Linked DNA regions of Homo sapiens: region 1 is linked to region 2. A link is a contact called in ENCODE Hi-C or POLR2A ChIA-PET data. All regions are on one chromosome and are shown on one strand. The core of a region is the stretch at or near the end of the contact, and the rest is flanking DNA. Distances in the headings are between cores, read along the strand shown.

Evidence for each region. A loop is a pair of places that touch in the nucleus more often than their neighbours do. ChIA-PET counts read pairs that join two places held with the same protein, here RNA polymerase II (POLR2A). Pooled maps may share reads with other maps.
Region 1: a pooled map shows a loop between it and region 2 (2.7-fold over the local background). The contact joins the enhancer-like site here to the promoter of IRGM in region 2. A Hi-C loop is called at or near these places in 5 of 50 pooled maps. POLR2A ChIA-PET finds 5 or more read pairs at or near these places in 2 of 52 experiments (H1 and activated naive CD4-positive, alpha-beta T cell).

What each region holds. Positions count from the first base shown.
Region 1 is chr5:150,587,985-150,591,524 of GRCh38, forward strand. It overlaps a transcript of SYNPO not described here. Among named protein-coding and RNA genes, the nearest start is that of SYNPO, 51 kb to the right of the region's middle. RefSeq lists enhancers at 2,235-2,734, 2,282-2,481. Within about 2 kb of position 1,352, at least 13 of the 41 ENCODE cell types and tissues checked have a DNase peak (open chromatin) inside an H3K27ac peak, as active enhancers do.
Region 2 is chr5:150,844,290-150,847,795 of GRCh38, forward strand. It overlaps IRGM (immunity related GTPase M), which reads left to right and starts at 2,232. Exons shown (of 2, transcript NM_001145805.2): 1 at 2,232-2,931; 2 at 3,420-3,506. RefSeq lists a silencer at 2,818-3,112.

The DNA.
Region 1 (3,540 bases), core at 102-2,601, 260 kb before region 2:
CCCCATACCTTTCTCAAAGCCCAATAGAGTTGTCAGGATGAACGCCAGGCCCCTAGGGGTAAAGTGAAGTAATTTTACAATGAGTCAGTGTACAGTATGAATTTTTTTAGTTTCAAAAAAGTGTGAAAACATGGTTCCATATTCCATAGAGGATAGTCCAAAGGCCTCAGCCTGACTTTATGGACCCTGGGAGCTTCTGGGACCTCCCATTCTGGTCTGAGGACCAACCTCCAACTCCCTCTTGAGCCAGCCTGGCCACCGGCCATATCTCCATGCGTGACTTTCCACTCTCTGGTGTGCCCCGGGGGTCGGGGGAAGCTGCGTGTTATAAAAGGGCCCTTAGTGAGTTTCTGGTACCACATAACCTTCCTGGAACTTTGTCACTACCCTGGACTTCTGCAACCCCAGCCTCTGAAGCTGGGGGTGTGTCTGCCAGGGGGAACTTCCCCTCCCCCAGAGCCAGCCTCAGGCTGCCTGTCCCCACCCAGAGGAAAAGGGGCTCCACATGTTGGGAAGGGAAGGACCTCTGCAGCAGCCATGGAAGAAAGTAGGTCTTGAGCATCTCAGAGCCCCAGACACCCAGGATTGTGGGAGTCAGAGAGAAGGGGATCTCAGTCTGTCTAGGAGAGTGGGGGAGAAAAACCATCCTATATGGCAGAGGTTAGGGGTGGGGTGCAGGAAGGGGGCAGGGGAGAGAAGAGGAGGCTGGGGCGGTGCTCCCAGGAGCTCCCAGGGGCCATAAAGTCAGTCTAATGAGGCCTTTGGACTTTATCCTCTGTGGAATATGGAACCTTTTTTTTTAAAGGTGTTCACACTTTTTGACATAAAAAAATTTGTATTGCACAGTCACTTATTTACAAAAAAAAGGCAGCAAACAATACAACTGAATTCTTAGTAAAAAATAAATTTTCCTTCCCCTCTCCCAATTCCTTCTTGAGAAGCAAACCCTTTTGACAGGTCTTGTATGTCTTTGGAGCAATATTCGAGGCTATATTGATTCAATGCATTCCATTGCTTCCTTTTTGTAAGTGGTAATGTACTATACACACCATTCTCTGTTCCAGTGTATGCTTTATAGATTTTTTTTTTTTTCTGGAGACAGAGTCTCGCTGTGTTGCCTAGGCTGGAGTGCAGTGGTGTGATCTTGGCTCACTGCAACCTCCGCCTCCTGGGTTCAAGCAATTCTCCTGCCTCAGCCTCCCGAGTAGCTGGGACTACAGGTGTGCGCCACCACACCCAGCTAATTTTTTTGTATTTTCAGTAGAGACGGGGTTTGGCTATGTTGGCCAGGCTGGTCTTGAACTCCTGACCTCAAGTGATCCACCCACATCAGCCTCCCAAAGTGCTAGGATTACAGGCAAGAACCACCACACCCAGCCTTACAGATAATTTCTGAGCAGCACATGTAGGTGTATCTCATTGGTTTTACCCCCACTTACTGTCCTGCCATATAGACGCTCTGCACGTCATTACCCATCCCTACGAATGGACCTTGACATCATTTCTAGCCATTTGCTTCCACAAACAACCCTGCGATGAACATATCCTCACGCATTCACCTTTGAGCATGTGGGCTGGTGTGCCAGCTGGATAACTTCCTAGAAGTGGTATTGCTGGTCAAAGGATACATGCATTTAATTCAGTATGTGTCACCACATTGTTGCCTAGAAGGTTTTGAGCAGGGGAATGACAGGCCCCCGTGGTCTGGTCAGTTGCTGCTAATGCATTTGGCAGGAGGTAGAAAGAGCAAATTATTGGATTATGAGCCACACAGTCTCCAGGTCTGAGATGGACTAAAGTATCTTCAAATGAGGGTTTATTCAGAGTCCCTGTGAGCCCTTTCAAAGCCCCCAGCTCTGTGCTCTCTGTAGTGCTCTCTGGAGCCTGGGAGAAAGGGATTCCAGTAGACAAGTTCCTTTGCTGTGGGGAGAGGTCCCCAGTTCACCAGTCATGCAAGGACCCACATCCCCCGCCAGGGGTGGCTGCAAACAACCTAGTGGGGAGAGGACAGGCTGCCGACAGCTGCAAGGAACGAAGTTCAGCCAAAGCCCGCGCAGAGGGCTGCCAAGAGTTTTTTCTTTTCATTTTTCCAAGCCTTGCGCTTTGGGCTGGGGCACAGTGTCATCCTCATGTTTCCTATTATTTTACAAGGCTCCCATCAAAGCGCCAGCCGCACAGGCTCTTTGATGTCTGAGCTGGAGCCTGCCTCTGCCTTGGGGAGAAGCATCTTTGCTGAGGATCAAGAGGTGAATGAGGCCTGAGATGGTCCCCATGCCTCTCCCCTACGTGCTCCCCTGGCTCATCTCCTGGCTGGGACCATAGGCCCCTGGAGGGGGAGAGAGGGACCGCCACAGCCAGCCAAGCTGAAAAGCCTCTAAGATAGCTCAGAAGGGGATGTGGAGGCCCAGAGAGGGCCAAGGGGCTGCTCCAGGCCACACAGCAACTTGGTAGAGCACTTCAGCTCTGGTGGTGATCAGACGCTGGGTGAGACAGCAGAGGGGATTTCTACCAGAGTCAAACCAAGCCTGGCAGGCAGCCTTTGTCTCTTGGTTTCTCAGTTTCTCCACCTCACGTCCTAGAAGTCTTTTGGGGCTGATACTGTGCATCTGAGGGTGGCGCTTGTGTGGGCTCTGTCCCTTCTAAATACGTGACCTTGAGCAAGTTACTTAACACAACCAAGCCTCAGCTTTTTCCTCTCTAAAATAAGATAATGGCAATTGTCAGCTTAGAGGGTCCCTGTGTGGGTGCAATAAGAAGATTCACAGAAAATACTTAGCACGGTGCCTGACACGTGAAGGGTCTCGAAAAGGAAGGGCTGTTATCGTTGTTGCTGGTAATGACAATAAAGAAGTGGGAAGGGGGCTTCTAAGGAGAAGAGGCTGGTGCAGCATAGACTTGCTGCTATACCTCCCCGTCCTCAGCCCAGTCCTGGTCTAAGAAGGGACTGGGGCCTTCTCTGCAATCCAGGGAATTAGCTCCTTTTCTGCCCCCCTCCCAGCCCCTACCTCTAATTCCAAGGCTGTCTTCTGAGCCTCAGGGTTAGAGGGGGTGGGGAACAGATGAGGCAAAGGTGCCAGGCCTGGGATGGGGGCACTAATGGTGTCTGGGCCGGAAGGTCTGGTAGGTGGGGGAGGGGTGTCTGGAGGACATGGCCCGCAGCCCTGACTCCCGGAGGCAGCCAGAGTGGAAGTGGGGGTGGGTCTTGGCAAAGCTGAAAAGGCTGGGATTTGACTTGGAAACACATTGAGAAGTCCCTGGCGGCTGCCTCCTCAGTAACAGCCCCTCTGAAGCTGAGCCCGGGACGGGGAGGCTGTTTTGTATAAAGGGGCTCTGGGGACCTCAGTGATGGAGAATGGACTGAAACCTCTCCCCCAGAACTGCAGCATGCGCAGCTGAGCCCCCAGCACTTCCTGCAGGCCTGCCCCAGGGGCTGCAGAATTCCAGCCATCAAGCCTGTGTGGACAAGGGACGGGGCAGGGGAGGAAGGGACCCTGGAGTTCACAGATGGGAAAGGGCAGAAGCGCCGTCTCAGATAGCCCC
Region 2 (3,506 bases), core at 982-3,481:
CTCCTGCTAGGCTGCTGAGGGACTCCATTCGAACCTGGTAATTACCCTGCCTCCTTCCCTCCAGATTCCATAGGTTACCTCTTCCTCTTTGCAGACTAACTAAAAGCCACCATATCTAAGTAGCATTTGATGAGAAGAAACTAGTTATTTATGTAAACCAAAATAATTAATGTTACAACGGAGAAACTTTATATAGCAGCCACAGATGAAGCCTGGCATGAGGAAGTCAATGATCAGTTGCTGCTCTCGCCATATGGTGGGTTATAAAATCTTCCCAAGACAAGTGAGGCACCGAGAAATTGAAGACTCATATACATTCCAGAGAACAGGGCCTCTCTCATCCATCTCCTCCATTAGGGCCTTTCTTCATATTTCATAGATAGACAGCTGGAGCCAGTTCTCTGCTTCCTGGGCCCTCTAAAAGGGCCAAAGACTTGGACAAATCCATTGTCCTGGGCACTCAGGAGGCAAGATTCTGTGTGTGCATGAGTGTACGAACATGTGTCATGTGAGAGAGTGTGTGGGCACTGGGCACACGAAGCATGAGGGTAGGTGAGTGAACATGTGTCAGCCTACATGAGTGTATATATATGTGCACAGAGTGTGTGAGCATGTGTGCATCAAACATAAGTTTGTGTGAACGTGGCACCACGAGTGAATTTGTGTGTTTGTGTGTGGGGTAAGTGAACATGTTGCAGCCTGAGTGAGCAAGTGTAGTGTGTGCAACAGGGATGTATGTATTCATGTTTACACATGTCAGCTTAAGTATGTTAGGGTGTGTGAACGTGTGTCAGTGTGAGTATGTGTGGGCCTGTGCACAGAATGCAAGTAAGTGTATGTGTGCATGCCGAGGGTGAGTGAGAGTGTGTGTGTGGGGGGGTAAGTAAACATGGCTGGGCATGGGTGAGTGTGCACACCAGGTATGAGTGGCTGTGTGCAGTGTTGTGTGTGTTCACAATGAGTGTGTGAAACAGACCTGCCAGGCCATGCTAGTGAGAGGTGACAGCATGCTGGCAGCCCTCGCAGCCCTCGCTGGCTCTCGGAGCCTCCTCAGCCTTGGCGCCCACTCTAGTGGCACTTGAGGAGCCCTTCAGCCCGCCGCTGCACTGTGGGAGCCCCTTTCTGGGCTGGCCAAGGCCGGAGCTGGCTCCCTCAGCTTGTGGGGAGGTGTGGAGGGAGAGGCACGGGCAGCAACTGGGGCTGCGGGCGTCGCTTGCGGGCCAGCACGAGTTCCGGGTGGGCGTGGGCTCAGCGGGCCCGCGCTCAGAGCAGCCATCCGGCCCCGATGGCCCCTGGCAGTGAGGGGCTTAGCACCTGGGCCAGCAGCTGCTGTGCTGGATTTCTCCCCGGCCTTAGCTGCCTCCCCGCAGGGCAGGGCTTGGGACCTGCAGCCCGCCATGCCTGAGCCTCTCTCCCCTGCCCCACTCCGTGGGCTCCTGCACAGCCCGAGCCTCCCCTATGAGCGCCGCTCCCTGCTCCACGGCGCCCAGTCCCATCCACTGCCCAAGGGCTGAAGAGTGCAGGCGCATGGCCGGGGACTGCCAGGCAGCTTCACCTGCGGCCTGGTGCAGGATCCACTGGGTGAAGCCAGCTGGGCTCCTGAGTCTGGTGGGGACTTGGACAACATTTATGTCTAGCTAAGGGATTGTAAATACACCAATCAGCACTCTGTATCTAGCTCAAGGTTTGTAAACACACCAATCAGCACCCTGTGTCTAGCTCAGGGTTTGCGAACACACCAATCGACCCTCTGTATCTAGCTAATCTAGTGGGGACATGGAGAACTTTTGTGTCTAGCTCAGGAATTGTAAATGCACCAATCAGCACCCTGTGTCTAGCTCAGGGTTTGTGGATGCACCAATCAGCACTCTGAGCCTAGCTAATCTGGTGGGGACTTGGAGAATCTTTATGTCTAGCTAAGGGATTGTGAATGCACCAATTGGCACTCTATATCTAGCTCAAGGTTTGTAAACACACCAATCAGCACCCTGTGTCTAGCTCAAGGTTTGCAAATGCACCAATCTATACTCTGTATCTAGCTAATCTAGTGGGGAGGTGGAGAACTTTTGTGTCTAGCTCAGGGATTGTAAACACACCAATCAGCACCCTGTCAAAATGGACCAATCAGCTCTCTGTAAAACAGACCAATCGGCTCTCTGTAAAATGGACCAATCAGCAGGATGTGGGTGGGCCAGATAAGAGAATAAAAGCAGGCTGCCCGAACCAGCAGTGGTAACCTGCTCAGGTCCCCTTCCATGCTGTGGAAGCTTTGTTTTTTTGCACTTTGCAGTAAATCTTGCTGCTGCTCATTCTTTGGGTCCACACTGCCTTTATGAGCTGTAACACTCACCGTGAAGGTCTGCAGCATCACTCCTGAAACCTGTGAAACAACGAACCCCCCGGGGAGAAACGAACAACTCCAGACTCGCCGCCTGAAGAGCTGTAACTCTCACTTCGAAGGTCTGCAGCTTCGCTCCTGAGTCAGTGAAACCACGAACCCACCGGAAGGAAGAAACTCTGAACACATCCAAACATCAGAAGGAACAAACTCCGGACACGCAGCCTTTAAGAATTGTAACACTCACCGCGAGGGTCCGTGGCTTCATTCTTGAAGTCAGTGAGACGAAGAACCCACCAATTCCGGTAGGAGTAGGAAATCACATCACCTTCTTTTAATCAGTCTCAAATACCTGGCCCCTTGTGGAACCTGCAAGAGCCAGGTTTGGCGAATGCAATGATAAGCAATTGTCTAATCACTGCCTTGAAAAAGAGCAGAGCATTTGAGTATGCTGTCTCCTCCTCTCCCTCACTTCAGTTGGGCCCAACATGACAGTCTTAATGGAAGCTCGGGGGTCAAAGGCTGGTGGCTTACTTCACGTATATTGCAGCATTTCAGTACTGCTCTGCACGTGTGCTCCCCCGCCTGATGAGGTAAGTGTTAAACAGGGATGATCACAGCTTCAAGTAAGCAATGGGAATTGGATGTTTTATGTCCTCTGGCGCCATCTTCAGCAGAGAAATATATAGGTCACTTTTACTTGTCTGGTTTTGGTCTTGAAATATGTACTGAAACTTGTGAAGGAGCAGACCTATATTAGGATAGAGTAAAAGAGGGAAAGACAAAAACCTCTTGGGCTTTTCAGGAGACTTGGTTCATTCTCTGCTTTTCAAGCCATCTCATGGCCACATGCCTGCTTTGGAGGCTGACTCGGAGGCACAACCGGCCTCAGGGCGTTCCTCAGGGACCCTACCTTTCTTGCTCCCTGAAGAAATGTGCACATTGCTTGAATAAAAACAATCAAAGAACACTCAGTCAAGATCGTCTGCTGCAGTCTTCGTTGAGGGCTGGGGATGCTAAAAGTCAGATGATTCATGTGTACCCTGTCCATCCTAACTCACCTGCTCTTCTACTTCCGCAGCTTACTCCAGTGCCCACAGATACGACAGAGTGTCCCAAGTGCCCCTCACACTCTATTAGCTGCATCCTTAACCTCTTTTTGCCACAC